3 separate regions of the Homo sapiens genome follow, and regions 1 and 3 are each linked to region 2. Evidence: chromatin contacts called from ENCODE Hi-C or POLR2A ChIA-PET data. All regions are on one chromosome and are shown on one strand. Each heading gives the region's core, a stretch centred on a gene start or an enhancer-like site at or near the end of the contact. The rest is flanking DNA. Distances are from core to core; before and after follow the strand shown. Region 1 holds the start of CTSF (cathepsin F). Region 2 has its middle 5.8 kb from the start of CD248. Region 3 holds the start of DRAP1 (DR1 associated protein 1).

Region 1 (4,745 bases), core at 1-2,500, 260 kb after region 2:
GAAACCCACTCCAGAGGGAAGGGAGAAGGGTGATGAGGCAGCGGCTGGCTCCTCAAGCTGAGGGCTCCTCAAGCTGAGGGCTCCTCACCTGGGACAGGGGATCCTCATTCAACAGGGAAATGACTGAGCTGAAAGTCTCGTTTCTGTTGTCTGGATGGTTTTGGGACAGAGAAGAAATCATGGCTGAGCCCTGAGTGAAGGCTGACTTGGGCTCCCCAGCACCTGGAACCTTGGTGTCCACTGGGCCACAGTCCTTCCGCAGCAGCACGTGTCTTCCGAGCTCATCCAGGACTTGGAAGCTGCAGAGCTGGAGGGAGAGGAAGAAGCTGCTCTGGGGGCCTGGATCTGGATCTGGGGAGCAAGATCTGGCCAAGATGGAGCTGGAGGCTCCTCAGATGAGAGCCACCCCTAAGGCAATCACCCCATCACAGTGGACAGTGAGGCACGGCCTGCACCGGGGCATCCTCCCCTTCATAGCATCTTGGTTTCCAGCCCTCGGGGCCTGGGAAGTGGCTCAAGGTGGGGCAGCAGCTACCTCAGATCCCTGCGTCTTGACCTGACCCGTCATCATCCAACTGCTGCTTTACTCGGCCTCGGGGCGGGGAACCCCAAGAGCCTCATCACTCACCAGGGTTTTCTTGGACACGGGGAGCCGGCACACCATGGGGTCGTTGCAGGGTGGCTCCTCCAGGGTGGCCTCCAGGGAGTACAGCGACCCCTGACCCGCCTGGAGAGAGGAGTAGGTGAGGCGGGCACAGTCGGCCCTTGACGGCGCCCAAGGCCCCGCCCGTGCGGCGCTGCCCATTCCCCATCACCAGAGATCGGTTCGTCCAGCGGGCAGGCCCCATCCCAATGTTAGGTCAAAGCTCCTATCCCTTGGACCCGGGCCTGGCGCCCCCGCCCCCGGCGCGTCCTCACCCGGCGGACGCGGCCGCGCACAAGGCCCAGCACGGCCCGCGTCCCCGCAGCCCGGCCGCGGTTGAACATCTCCAGCGCGAAGCGGGTGGGCGCCAGCAGCTCCGGGGACGGCGGCCCCCAGGCCTGAAAGCTGGCGGCTCGGGGCTGGGCGGGGGCGGCCACTGCGCCCGGGAGCAGCCCCAGCAGCGACAGGAGCTGCAGCCAGGGCGCCATGGCGAGGGCGAAGCCGGCGGCCCGGACCCAACAGACGCTCCACCGACCCACCGGGTACCGAGCCCGCGGCCAGCGGGGCCTGAGTCCTCCCTCCAGCGGGGCGACGGCACGCCGACCAATGGGCGCTGGTTTGCGGCGCCTGCGCGTTCTCTTGTTTACAGGAGGCACGTGGGGCGCGCAGGGTAGGGAGAGCGGGAGGCTGCTGGCCTGAGGCTAAAGCTAGTCACTGACCTCTATCACGTGCTTGTTATATGTTAGGCATGATATGCCAGCTCCTTTTATTCGGCGTAGCAATCTCTGAAGTAGGTGCTATCCCCATCGTACAGTGGAGGAAACGAGGCTTGGAGAGATTAAATGGCGTGGCCGGGCTCTGTGACTCAGCCCTGTAATCCCAGCACTTTAGGAGGCCAAAGCGGGTGGATCACCTGAGGTCAGGAGTTTGAGACCAGTCTGGCACACGTGGTGAAACCCTGTGTCTACTAAAAATACAAAAAAGAGCTGGGCGTGGTGGTGGGCGCCTGTAATCCCAGCTACTTGGGAGGCTGAGCCAGGAGAATCACTTGAACCCAGGAGGCAGAGGTTGCAGTGAGCTCAGATCGTGCCATTGCACTCCAGCCCAGGCGACAAGAGCAAAACTCCGTCTCAAAAAAGAGAGAGAGAGAAATATTAAGTGGCTTGCCAAATATCTGGTAAGGAATTGAGCTAAACTTAAATCCAGGCAGTTGGCTTCTGAGCCTGGGTTTGCAGCTTGATCGCCTCTTTCAGGCCCCTCTTCTCAACAGCGAGATGGCAGGTAATTTTTTGAGTGCTGGCAGCGTCTCAGGCTGTTGTGAGGTTCAAATGCAATCATGCAAGCATTCAGTAGCCACTAAGGCAGGGTGCACAGGGTTGAGACTGTCCCTTGAAGCATTCACCTGCTGTGTTCCAGGGTCTACCAAGGGAAAGCATGCACAGATGCATTACAGGAATAGTGCTGCGTTCTTGGAGCTCACAGTCTAGAGAGAAGAACGACAGATGGGCTGGGTGCAGTGTCTCACGCCTGTAATCCCAGCACTTTGGGAGGCCGAGGCGGGCAGATCACCTGAGCTCAGGAGTTCGAGACCAGTCTGGCCAACGAGGTGAAACCCCGTCACTACTAAAAATATTTTTAGGCCGGGCGCAGTGGCTCACGCCTGTAATCCCAGCACTTTGGGAGGCCAAGGTGGGCGGATCACGAGGTCAGGAGATGGAGACCATCCTGGACAACATGGTGAAACCCTGTCTCTACTAAAAATACAAAAAAATTAGCTGGGCATGGTGGCACGTGCCTGTAATCCCAGCTACTCAGGAGGCTGAGGCAGGAGAATCGCTTGAACCAGGGAGTCAGAGGTTGCAGTGAGCTGAGAGCGCACCATTGCACTCCAGCCTGGTAAGACAGTGAGACTCCATCTCAAAAAAAAAAAAAAATTGAAACTGCCTTTGCAAAATTATGACAGTAAGAGAAATCTGACATGGCTGACTGCATCTTGCTTTCTAGCCTCACAGGCTGGCTGTCTTCACTCATTCCTGGGCATGGGCCAAGGTAACTTTTGGATAAATTTAGCTTATACTTTAAATTAGAATACGCCTTCCTGAAAACTAAACCACCCTTGTAAAACTAATGAAAGGCCACCAAGTTAGGAGGATGAGAGGGGCCTGAATTCTACTAAGATGTAGGCATAGTTAAAGGATTACCAGCCATTGTTCTGGAAGTCACAAGATTTGCAACTTTGCCAGTTACTCCTGTAATTAACATCACTATCATGGAATGTAAGACTGATCTTTTGAGCTATCTCTTCCAGGCTTTTGCATTTGTGACTATGGAATGGCCCCACACTGACGTGTGACTCCACCAGTCCTGTGACCCCTACCCAGAAGCAGACTCAGTGCAGGAGGGCCATTTTCCACACTACTATGATTTCATTCCCAAGCAATCAGTAGCACCCATATCCTAGCCGCCTGCCTACCAAACTATCTTTGAAAAACCCCGACCTCCAAGCCTTCAGTGAGACTGATTGAGTAATAACCCTGTCTCCTGTGTGGCATGGCAGGTCTTGTGTCAGTTAAACTCGTTCTTTTCTGCAATGCTATGGTCTCTGAATTGATTTTGTTTGTGCAGTAGGCAGGAAGAACCCATCTGGGAATTACAAGATCATCTAGTTCAAACCAGAATTGCTACAGCAGCAGAGGTCTAGAGAGACAAAGTGACATTCCAGCTACTCAGACATTAGTGCTGGAGCCAGAGTGGAGCCATCTCAATGCTTCCAGTTGCCAGCTGAGGTCTGAGAGGAGAGGATCTGAGGGATTGCAGCAGATACTAATCTTTCCTTGATTATGCTCTTCCCTCTGTAAATTAAAAATAAAATTCTAATCCCCTCCAACCATCTGAATGGACCCTTCCTCCCAGTCAAAGACATTCCAACGTTAACCTCAACAATGATAATAGTTCAGGCCATAATGGGAAGTGGAAGTTAGGCATGTTTCATTATACTCTCCTCCCTTTGGAATTGAGGCACAACTGACCAGCATTAACATTACAACAGAGATTTTAGGCTGGGCATGGTGGCTCATGCCTATAATCCCAACACTTTGAGAGACAGAGTTGGGAAGATCACTTGAACCCAGGAGTTTGAGACCAGCCTGGGCAACATGGCAAAACCCCATTTCTACGAAAATACAAACGTTAGCCAGGCATAACGGTGTGCGCCTATAGTCTCAGCTACTTGGGAGTCTGAAGTGAGAGGATCTCTTAATCACAGGAGGTTGAGGTTGCAGTGAACCATAATTATGCCACTGCACTACAGCGTGAGTGACAGGGCAAGACCCTGTTTCAAAAAAAACAAAAAAAAAGGGCCGGACGCAGTGGCTCACGCCTGTAATCCCAACACTTTGGGAGGCCGAGGCAGGTGGATCACGAGGCCAGGAGATGGAGACCATCCTGGCTAACACGGTAAAACCCCATCTCTACTAAAAATACAAAAAATTAGCCGGGCGTGGTGGCAGGCGCCTGCAGTCCCAGCTACTCGGGAGGCTGAGGCAGGAGAATGGCGTGAACCTGGGAGGCGGAGCTTGCAATGAGCCGAGATTGCGCCACTGCACTCCAGCCTGGGTGACAGAGCAAGACTCTGTCTCCAAAAAAAAAAAAAAAAAAAAAGCCAGAGATCTTAAGACTTTTTTGCAGTACATTCAAGAATGTAGCAATAAGACATCAAATTCGGCTGGGCGCGGTGGCTCATGCCTGTAATCCCAGCACTTTGGGAGGCCAAGGCAGGCGGATCACCTGAAGTCAGGAGTTCGAGACCAGCCTGGCCAACATGGTGAAACCCTGTCTCTAATAAAAATACAAAAATTGGCCGGGCGTGGTGGCACAAGCCTGTAATCCCAGACACTCAGGAGGCTGAGGCAGGAGAATTGCTTGAATCCAAGACGTGGAAGGTTGCAGTGAGCCGAGATTGCGCCACTGCACTCTAGCCTGAGCAACAGAGTGAGACTCCATCTCAAAAAAAAAAAAAAATTAGTGGGTCATGGTGGTACATGCCTGTAGTCCCAGCTACTCAGGAGGCTGAGGCAGGAGAATCACCTGAACCCAGGAGGCG
Region 2 (4,923 bases), core at 2,135-4,634:
ACTTCGCCTCCCGGGTTCAAGAAATTCTCTCGCCTCAGCCTCCCAAGCAGCTGGGACTACAGGCGCGTGCCACCGTGCCTGGATAATTTTTTGTATTTTTAGTAGAGAGGGGGTTTCACCGTGTTAGCCAGGATGGTCTCGATCTCTTGACCTCGTGTTCCGCCTGCCTCAGCCTCCCAAAGTGCTGGGATTATAGGCGTGAGCCACCGCGCCAGGCCGCCAACAAGTATTTCTTATGTTGTTTGGACCTAACTTTTTTTTTTTTTTTTTAAAGCAGGGTCTCTCTCTCTCTCTCTCTGTTACCCAGGCTGGAATGCAGAGGCATGATCTCGACTCACTACAACCTCCACTTCCTGGGCTCATGTGATCCTCCCACCTCAGCCTCCTGAGTAGTTAGAACCACAGATACATGCCACCACACTCCGCTAGTATTTTTGTATTTTTTGTTTGTTTGTTTTTAGAGACAGGACTTTGCCATGTTGCCTGGACTGGTCTCGAACTTCTGAGCTCAAGTGATCTGCCCGTCTCGGCCTCCCAAATTGCAGGCGTGAGCCACTGCATTATGAAATGGAACTGTGGAGTAATTCTTTCATGACATTCATAGGCCAAAAAATACCTAACAGCAGTTCGATAGTGTCATGAAAAAATTACTATGTTGTTGGACCTATTTATGAAATGAAATTGTTAGGTATTTTTTGGCCAATGGTGTCAGGAAAAAATTACTGAGACACCCAAGACAAGTGAAGGAGAGTGTTCGAAGCCTCTACCTCAGGGATGTGGTGGGCTTCAGACGTCAGTTTCTGCTGATTCAGCTCTCCCCGTGATCAGTTTCTGGACTCTGTCTTCAGGGATCCCCAGAGCCAGCTAAAGCAGATGGTGTCTTTGATAGCAGCTTCCTGCACCATCCTGAAGATACTCATAGGCTTCAAGCAGGAAACCTTAGTTTTCCTCATATAGAATCCTTCCTCCTCTATAGTATCTCTGCTTTTCAAATGAGGAGGCAAACATAGAGCAATAAAGGAATGTCCCTGAGCTCCCCCAGCCATTAAGCAGTGGAGCTGGCATGCAAACAAGGCTGATGCAGAGTGCTAGCTCTTACCACTGTGCTAGTTGGCCTCCCAGAAAAATCACTGGACTCACTGAAACCAGGCTAACACATGAGCCAACAGATGCCCCAAGGCCGCACCTCGCCTGGGCACATGGTCCAGATCCCACGATCCCAGCAAATGCTTTATTTACCAGCATCACCTGCCAAAGCCACAGACGACAAACTCTCCTTGGGGGAAGAAGGCTTCAATCTCTCTGGTCAATCTCAGTGCCGTCAGCCTCTCTGAGAGTCTGCGTCTTGCAGCCTCACCCTTAAAAGTGAGTTTCCCAGGGTGTGGGCATTTTCTTTTCTTTTCTTTTTTTAAACAGAGTTTCACTCGTCACCCAGGCTGGAGTGCAGCTCACTGCAACCTCCACCTTCTGGGTTCAAGCGATTCTCCTGCCTCAGCCTCCTGAGTAGCTGGGATTACAGGTACCCTCACCATGCCTGGCTAATTTTTGTATTTTTAGTAGAGACATGGTTTCGCCATGTTGGCCAGGCTGGCCTCGAACTCCTGACCTTAAGTCATTCCCCACGCCTCAGCCTCCCGAAGTGCTGGGATTACAGGCGTGAGTCACCGCGTCTGGCCAGGTGTGGGCATTTTCTGATTAGAGACTTGGCTATCACATATGGACTGGCTTTGCTGTAGGGGGTAAAGATCACAGGATCTGCCTGGGTTCAAACCCCCACTTACTAGTTGGTCAACTAGGGCAGATGGCTTAATGCAGTTAGGCAAGTGCCTTCAGCTTCCTACTCTGTAAATTGTGGTAAGAACGGCACTTACTTCTTGGAGGTTGTTATGAATCTTACATGGATTAAGCCAAGTAAAGCCCTTAAAAAAGGACCGGGCATGTAAGAAGTGCTTCAAGGCTGGGCATGGTGGCTCATGCCTGTAATCCCAGCACTTCGGGAGGCTGAGGTGGGTGGATCACCTGAGGCGAAGAGTTCGAAACCAGCCTGACCAACATAGTGAAACCCCGTCTGTATTAAAAATACAAAAATTAGCCGGGCGTGGTTGTGGGTGCCTGTAATCCCAGCTACTTGGGAGGCTGCGGCAGGAGAATCGCTTGAACCTGGGAGGCGGAGGTTGCAGTGAGCCGAGATGGCGCTATTGCACTCCAGCCTGAGCAACAAGAGAGAAACTCCGTCTCGAAAAAACAAAAACAAAAACAAAAAACAAAAACAAAAACAAAACAGAAGTGCTTCAAGCATTCACTATTATTATCGTCAGTATTTAGCGCTAAACCCTATTTACATTTGTAATGGCTAGTGCACGAGCATTGGAACCTGGTCTGGAAAGTATCCCTCTCCCCAGGCCTGATTTGCCCGGAGGTGGGTAAGGGCAAGGTTGGCAGCTAAGGCAGGAAGCAAAGGGCCCAACTGGAGCTCAGTGGTGTCAACTCCCTTCCTCCTCAAGGGTTGCTCCCTGTCTGTCCCACTAATGTTTGAAAAATATTTTACTGGGTTCCTAGCCCTGAACTTCAGCGTCTCCTGCCCTCCAGGCTGTTATTTTCAGAGGTAGAGATGAGAGCTGAGATAGGGTCTCCCTTGAGACACTGTCCCTAAAAACTACGACCTTCAGCTCCTAATTGAGGGCTTCCCCGCCCAAACCCACCCCTTCGCAACACAGCCCCCAGGGAAGGTGTCTAGCCTTTGGAGCACTAGGTGGGGGCGGGGGAAACCTGGTCCTAGGAATTCTAGGCCGCCAGATGAGAGGCGATGCTTTCGCCCTCCAGGCGAAAGGATTTGTCGGGGAGAGACAGCAAGAGTTCGACCAGCCAGCCACTTTAGAGATTGTCAGGGGCGCTCAGCTCATAGGGTGGCTCGAGGGCCAGTGCGAAGCTCCCTTAGGGACGAATTTCCACATACGACGAAAGGCATCTGCGAAAGGATGGGCTGTCCCGTGGGGGGAGTCGGCAGATATTTAAGTAACACTAACATTTAACGAATTAAGCAGCTATTTCTATTTACTGAGCAATTAGTACGCTTTGAGAGAGAGGCCCTACCGAGGCCTCGCGGTGGCTGTAAGTCCGTGGGGCCGAGGCCAGGTGGCGCCAAAGGCCCATCGACGCCATCTGCCCGGCTGTCCGGGCCCAGTCTCCGGGCTCGCCCAGAGAACCCGAAATCTGGACAAACGGAAACCGTAGGTGGAGGAAGAAGAGGGCTCCAGGGCCAGGTTCAAGGGCATCGTGGTGAGAGATGAGGGGTTCGGAGGACTGGTGGATCTGGGCATATCGCGAAGGTGGTAAGGGACCCAGGGGTGGAGTGGGCGGTGCTTGCGCCAAGAGGGTGAGCCTGAGTGTGGGCGGGGCGTGCGATAAGAGGCTCGCTCGGTAGCGCTCTTCGCAGAGCCGTATTTGTGCGCTACGCCGCAGCCAGGGCGCTCTGGGTGGGCGGGACTCCAGGGCCCCCAGGGGCGTGGCTTGCATCTTTCGTGGGCGGCCCCGGGGGCGGGGCTCCGTGTAGGTGAACCGCTACCTCCGCTCGATGTGTGAGGTGTGACAGTCCTACGAGGGCGCAGTTCTTCCACTTTTGTGAGCTTGAGAGGGGGCGGAGCTTGTAGCTGGGGACGGAGCCTGAAGAGGAGGTTGAGGGGAACTTCACACGTTTCCCTGGAGGGCGGAGTTTACATCATCCCCCAACAGAGTTAAGACCTCTGAGGGATTCCCTGCAGTGTCCAGGGCTCTGTGAGGCGAAGCTTGCAGTTGTGTTGGGCGGGGCCTGTAGCGCCGCGTGAAGAGAATGTGTAAACTCGGGGCGAAGTTCATACCTCCTAGAAGCCGAGACTAATAGTTCCGCCAATCTGCGCGCGCCGAGCGGAGGAGGTGGGGCTTGTAGGTTGTGGGCGGGGGACTGGGCGGGGCCAAGAGGGCAGGGGGCGGGCACAATCGCTGCTGGAATCTTTGAGTTGGCAGGGGCGGGGCTTGTGGCTTTGTGGGCGGGGCCTCTGGAGAGCTCCCGGGGGCTCTCTTCTGTTCTGCAGCGAGTAGGCGTGGCTCGTAGCTCCCAGGTCCGGGCTGATACCGCTGGAGTATGCAGTTCGCCGCCGCGCCCGAATGAGGCGGGGCCTGCGAGTAAGTGGGCTGAGCCCGGGCTGGGCGCAGGCCGGGGCTCTGCCCTGGGAGGCCGTCTGTTTAGGCCCGCACGCAGCTCCGCATCTGGTGCTCATTACCAGATGACAAAGAGCCGGCTCTGGGCCCCCTTCCCCACTCCCATCCCCCGCCTCCGACTGCAGTGTATTTAACTGTTTCCTGCCCTCGAGGCGCTCTAGATCCCTACCCGAGGTCACGGAGGGGACTCCAGACCATCCCGTCTCTGCAGGCCTTGTCGCTCCCCAGGCTTCCTCACCTCCTTCCCAGACTCAGCCGTCTGGGCCGCCTCGCAACCCTCATTGGCATCCAGCAAACCTGCCCGACGGCGTCTCCGAGGTTAAAGCTGTGCAGGATCTGGCGGGGACGTCTGGTTTGAGTTAGGGGAACGTGAGAGCGGGGACCGGGGGCGGTGCGTAGCGTTCCCTCCGCCCCCTCCGCGACCCCCTGGTTCATCCCCAGCTCCGGCCCCTCCTTTCCTGGTTCCCTGGGGCCCAGCTCAGCCTTCCAGCTCAGGTCCAGGCCCGAAGGGGGCGCTGGGCCACTCCTCCTCGCCTGCCCGGGTGGTCGTGGCGGCTCTGCCCCGTCCTAATTAGAGGCCCCCAAGAGGCTGTAACTGAAAAATTACAGAGGCGGTGGGAACTGGCGCCTCCCCTCCCCAGGTCTCACCCCCGCCCCCCAAGGCAGTGAGCACGAAATGAGGGAGGTCACTCCCACCAGGCTGTGATCTTTGACCAGGCCCTCCAG
Region 3 (4,873 bases), core at 196-2,695, 390 kb before region 2:
CCAGCCCACAGGCTCTGAGTTGGGTGAACCGGGGTCCCCATAGCGGGTAACTTGGGATGGTGGGTACTTGGCCAGCCAGGCATCCAGCTCAGTGGCAGGCGTTGTGCGGGCATCAAACACTAGCCAGGGGTCCATGTCAGCTGCCATGGCCTCTGCAGCCAGGTGCTCGGCGGTGAAGCCATCCTCACGGCCACCTGGAGAGCCCTCCTCTTCCAGCTCCTCACCTGGTTCCATCCTGCTGTGAGGGAACCGAGTCAGGGCAGGGTCTGAGACAATAACTACAGATGCCAGGCACTGGATTAAACTGTGGCCTTGAGTAAGAGTTACTGTCGATGCGCCTCAGTTGCCTCATCTTTACAATGGGATAACAACTGTTCCTGTCCCGTAGATCTGCTATGAAAATTAGATGCCTGAGGAGTCAGCGCTCCAGAAGGGTTGCTGCAGTTATTACTATTCTCCTTGACTTACAGAAAAGGAAACTGAGGCTGAGAAAAAGGACTTGCCCAAGGTCACACCTGCAGTGCGTGGCAGGGCCGAAGGGTGAATCCAGGCGTGGGAGCAACCAGCCCCAGCTACACCTCCCGGCCCTGCCAAGGCCCCCTTTTCCTGGCAGGTATCCGGTGCGCTGGCATTTAATAGAGGAACGCAAAGAAGCGCACGTTCGCGCAGCTCCCGAGGCCGGCTCTGTAAGGCCAGGCCTCCCAGGCAGGCGTTATCGGGCCCACTTACAGACGAGGACGCTGAAGTCCAGAGAGGTTACAGGCCGTTCCGAGGCCAATGGGGCGGTTCCCAGACTCGAACCAGGGCTTGTTAGAGCCTGCAGGAGAGCCAGGCTCCGGCCGTGCCGCGCCCGCCGCCATTAACGCCCACGGGCCCGAGCTGTGCTCCCGCCCCGGCCCTGCCCTGCCCCTCCCGCCGCCCGCAGTCACCTCCGGCCTTCGCTGCGTTCGACGCCGGCCCAGCCCCGGGCCCGGCTCCGCTCCTGCCGTGGCTCCGCGCCACCGCCACCGCGCCCCACCCCCGCCACGGCCGCCGCCGCCGCCGCCGCCATCTTAGCGCCGCGCCACCTCAACAACAACTTTATAGACAGGCGCAGCCACAGGGCGGAGCCGCGGGCCTCAGCGGCCGCAGCGGCCGCGCTGTGGGGCGGGGCCGGCAGGGGAAGGGGCGGGGCCGACGGGGAGGTGCTGACTCGGGGGCGGGGCCATCGCGGGAACCCCGGGAGGGGCGGGCCGCGGGGGGCGGGGCCAACGTTCGCTCTTCTGGCCTTGGGGGCGGGCGGGAGCGGCGGTCCAGACTGGGGAGGGACGCGCACCGGCCAGGAGGCTTCAAGAGGAGGGCACTAGGGCCCTGCGAGCGGCGTCTTAACCGGCGGCGCTAGGACTCCGCGGGAAACGGCGGGGGCGGAGCGGGCGGCACCAGGACCCAGGGGAACCGCGACGGGCGGGCGGCGAGCAGGCCCGGGAGCCGGGAGGCTGCGGGCGGCGGCGCTGGACCCGACGCGGCGAGAGAGGCCCCGAGATGCCGAGCAAGAAGAAGAAGTACAACGCGCGGTTCCCGCCGGTGAGCACGTGGCAGAGCCCGGCAGGAGTGGGCCCGGCTCCCGGGTGGCTTGGGCCCAGTTCCCGCTGGGCAGGCGGGCGCGCCGCGGTGTTCGGGGGCCTGGACGCCCCGCCCCCTCCATGCCCTCCCCGCGTCCGTGTCCCCCGCCCCCTTTCTCCGGGGATGCCCCTTCCTCCCCCAGCACCCCCTTAGGGGACGGTGGCGACGGGGTCTGAACTCTGCTCCCCCACCCGCAGGCGCGGATCAAGAAGATCATGCAGACGGACGAAGAGATTGGGAAGGTGGCGGCGGCGGTGCCTGTCATCATCTGTATCCTGCCGGGGGCGGACCGGGTCGAGGGGCGTGGGGGAGGGAGGCAGCGGGTCGCCCTCTCCTGCCCCGGAGTTCTCCTTGACGCTCCTCAGCCCGGGCGCTCGAGCTCTTCCTAGAGTCGCTGTTGAAGAAGGCCTGCCAGGTGACCCAGTCGCGGAACGCGAAGACCATGACCACATCCCACCTGTGAGCGGCGAGGAGCCGGGAGGGGCCGGCGGGTTTGGCGCGGGGAGTTCACACACTGAGGAAGGCAGAGCCTGGGTGGCGAGGGAGGTGGGCGGCAGCCGGGACACCAGCAAGGCCACAGACTGGCAGAGGAGAGGCTGGGCTTCCAGGCAGAGGGAGCCACCTGAGTAAAGCAGGGCAGGCCCGGGAGCGGAGATCGGCCCGGGCTCCAGCCTGACATCTGGGGCCCCTTGCTGCCACCCACTGCGGGTTTGGGTGTCTGGGCCCCTCTTGAGTGCCAGCCCCTCCTCACCTCTTCCAGGAAGCAGTGCATCGAGCTGGAGCAGCAGTTTGACTTCTTGAAGGACCTGGTGGCATCTGTTCCCGACATGCAGGGGGACGGGGAAGACAACCACATGGATGGGGACAAGGGCGCCCGCAGGTGGGGCCAGGGCCTGGCATACAGTGGGGAAGGCCAAGGCCACAGGGCTTGGGGGTGGCCAAGGAGTAGGGAGCACTCCGGGCAGATGGACTGTACCTTCCCAAAGGGGCCGGAAGCCAGGCAGCGGCGGCCGGAAGAACGGTGGGATGGGAACGAAAAGCAAGGACAAGAAGCTGTCCGGGACAGACTCGGAGCAGGAGGTGAGTGAGGCCCCAGCCCTTCGCCCTGCCCTTGGTGATGGGACAGGCAGCCTCGCCCCAGGCTGAACTGGCAGGAGGCCAGCTCTCATCCTTTTCTGCAACCTGTTTGCTCACTGGTTTATTTGTAAATTGGGGCTATGAGGGTCTACTGCTGTCCCTGCCACTCCCAGTGATGGGTTCGTGTCTTTTCTTGTCAACTCTGACCTCTGCGGTGCTCACAGGATGAATCTGAGGACACAGATACTGATGGGGAAGAGGAGACATCACAACCCCCACCCCAGGCCAGCCACCCCTCTGCCCACTTTCAGAGGTGAGCAGCCCAGAGGCATGGGAGGGTGCTGGCAGACTCCCCAGAGCCAACTTACCCCTCTTGTTCTCCCTGGCCCCTTGGTCTTGTTGATTGTGGCAGATTTGTGGGGTGGAAGGAGAATAACTGAGGAGGGCTTGAAGGCAGGAGACTGTTCTCCCGAAAGATCCTGCTCCACCCTGCCAGGGCCCGTGGGTGGGGCCTGGGCCTGCCCTGCGTGAGCTGCCCTGGGCCTTGGCCGCATGGATCTGGAGGGTGGTGGTGGGAGGGTCAGATGGGGGAGGGAGGGTCTTGGCAGCTGCCCCTGTGGAGGGCACGGTGGGGCTCAGGCCTGACTCTCTCCTGCCTTCTGCCCTGCAGCCCCCCGACACCCTTCCTGCCCTTCGCCTCTACTCTGCCTTTGCCCCCAGCGCCCCCGGGCCCCTCAGCACCTGATGAAGAGGACGAAGAAGATTACGACTCCTAGCGCCTTCTGCCCCCCAGACCATAGCCCCTTTTAGTTGGTTTTAGTTGCTCTGGGGGGAGGAGAGAAGGTAGAGCTGTTCTTAAATTTATTAAAAAAAAAAATAAAAGGGAATCTCAGTGTCTGTTCCAGGCTCTGCGCAGGACGTCATGGTTGCCATCCCATCCACCCACCTGCCTTCCCCACATGAAACTGGGAGCTGGGGCCGGGTGCGGTGGCTCACGCCTGTAATCCCAACACTTTGGGAGGCTGAGGCGGGCAGATCACCTGAGGTCAAGAGTTCAAGACCAGCCTGGCCAACATGGTGAAACCCCGTCTCTACTAAAAATACAAAAATTAGCTGGGTGTGGTGGTGCATGCCTGTAATCCCAGCTACTAGGGAGGCTGAGGCAGGAGAATCGCTTGAACCTGGGAGGTGGAGGTGGCAGTGAGCTGAGATCACGCCACTGCACTCCAACCTGGGCAGCAGAGTGAGACTCCATGTCAAAAAAAAAAAAAAAAGAAACTGGGAGCTGGGGCCGCGTCAGTGGCAGGTGAGGTGGCAGCGAGGGGAGAGAGGGGTCATCCGGGGAGGCTGGAGGCCCTGGGTCTGCTGAGTGCACCACAGCTGCGGACAGAAGGGAGTTGGGAGAGCTTGCAAGTGCTGGGCATGCGGGGGACACTTGCCACGTGGTGCTGCTGACCCCCGGTGGGCTGCTGACCCCCGGCGGGCTGCTGCCCTGCTCTGAGCAGCCCCTTGTCTCTCTGATGGAGACTGTTCTGCCCCCTGTAGTCTGCTGTGAAGGGATAAGTGGGACAGGGAACAGGTACAGGTCTTGGAAACTGTAGAGTCCTGTGTCCAGTGTAGTGAAGGGCAGGTGGAAAGGAGCAAACATAGAGAGATGGTGGAGGGTCTTGAAGGTGGTTTTTGAGCAGGGCAGTGACACAGTCTGTTCATCCAGATAACCTTTCAGAGCAGACCCAGGAGCTGTGCTGCCTGTAAAGCAGAGGTACTCGGTGAGGCTGGGGAGGGCGCAGGTGGCCCACATGGGGCCTCCTGGAGCCCGCAAGGCATTCAGTTTTAAAGGTCTGCTGGCATGGTGGCATATGCCTATGGTTCCAGCTGCTTGGGAGGCTGGGACAGGAGTTCCAGGCAGCAGTGAGCCATGATTGCACCACTGCACTCCAGCCTGGGCAACAGGAGCAAAACTCCATCTCAAAGAAAAAGAGTCTGACATCCCCAAGTACTGCAGAGGAAGAGGCTACACGGCACTCATACACAGCTGGTGGAAATGTCAGTAAGTACAACCACTTCGGAAAACCGTTCAGCAGTTTCTTATTAACACACACACTTCCCCTATGACCCAGCAATTCCACTCCTAGGTAGCTACCAAGAGAGATGGTGGCATAGGGCCACTGGAAGACATGTACAAGCCTGTAGC

What was found. Hi-C counts contacts between places; a loop is a spot of excess contacts on that map. ChIA-PET counts read pairs that join two places held with the same protein, here RNA polymerase II (POLR2A). Pooled maps may share reads with other maps.
Region 1: a loop to region 2 is called in a pooled map, with 5 times the contacts of the local background. The contact joins the promoter of CTSF here to the enhancer-like site in region 2. A Hi-C loop is called at or near these places in 4 of 50 pooled maps. POLR2A ChIA-PET finds 5 or more read pairs at or near these places in 2 of 52 experiments (H1 and WTC11).
Region 3: a map with no recorded cell type shows a loop between it and region 2 (12-fold over the local background). The contact joins the promoter of DRAP1 here to the enhancer-like site in region 2. A Hi-C loop is called at or near these places in 2 of 37 single-sample maps with no recorded cell type and 8 of 50 pooled maps.

The regions. Positions count from the first base shown.
Region 1 is chr11:66,567,356-66,572,100 of GRCh38, forward strand. CTSF (cathepsin F) reads right to left here and starts at 1,251. Exons shown (of 13, transcript NM_003793.4): 1 at 919-1,251; 2 at 629-727; 3 at 89-307. The coding sequence starts at 1,131. RefSeq lists silencers at 1,300-1,369, 2,743-3,037.
Region 2 is chr11:66,308,832-66,313,754 of GRCh38, forward strand. No RefSeq gene overlaps it. Among named protein-coding and RNA genes, the nearest start is that of CD248, 5.8 kb to the right of the region's middle. RefSeq lists a silencer at 3,370-3,619. Within about 2 kb of position 3,385, at least 39 of the 41 ENCODE cell types and tissues checked have a DNase peak (open chromatin) inside an H3K27ac peak, as active enhancers do.
Region 3 is chr11:65,917,981-65,922,853 of GRCh38, forward strand. DRAP1 (DR1 associated protein 1) reads left to right here and starts at 1,446. Exons shown (of 7, transcript NM_006442.4): 1 at 1,446-1,563; 2 at 1,800-1,872; 3 at 1,968-2,061; 4 at 2,363-2,482; 5 at 2,589-2,682; 6 at 2,904-2,992; 7 at 3,350-3,583. The coding sequence starts at 1,522. The coding sequence ends at 3,455. C11orf68 (chromosome 11 open reading frame 68) reads right to left here and starts at 1,082. Exons shown (of 2, transcript NM_001135635.2): 1 at 930-1,082; 2 at 1-238. The coding sequence starts at 1,051. RefSeq lists enhancers at 199-1,118, 1,119-2,039 and a silencer at 836-1,905.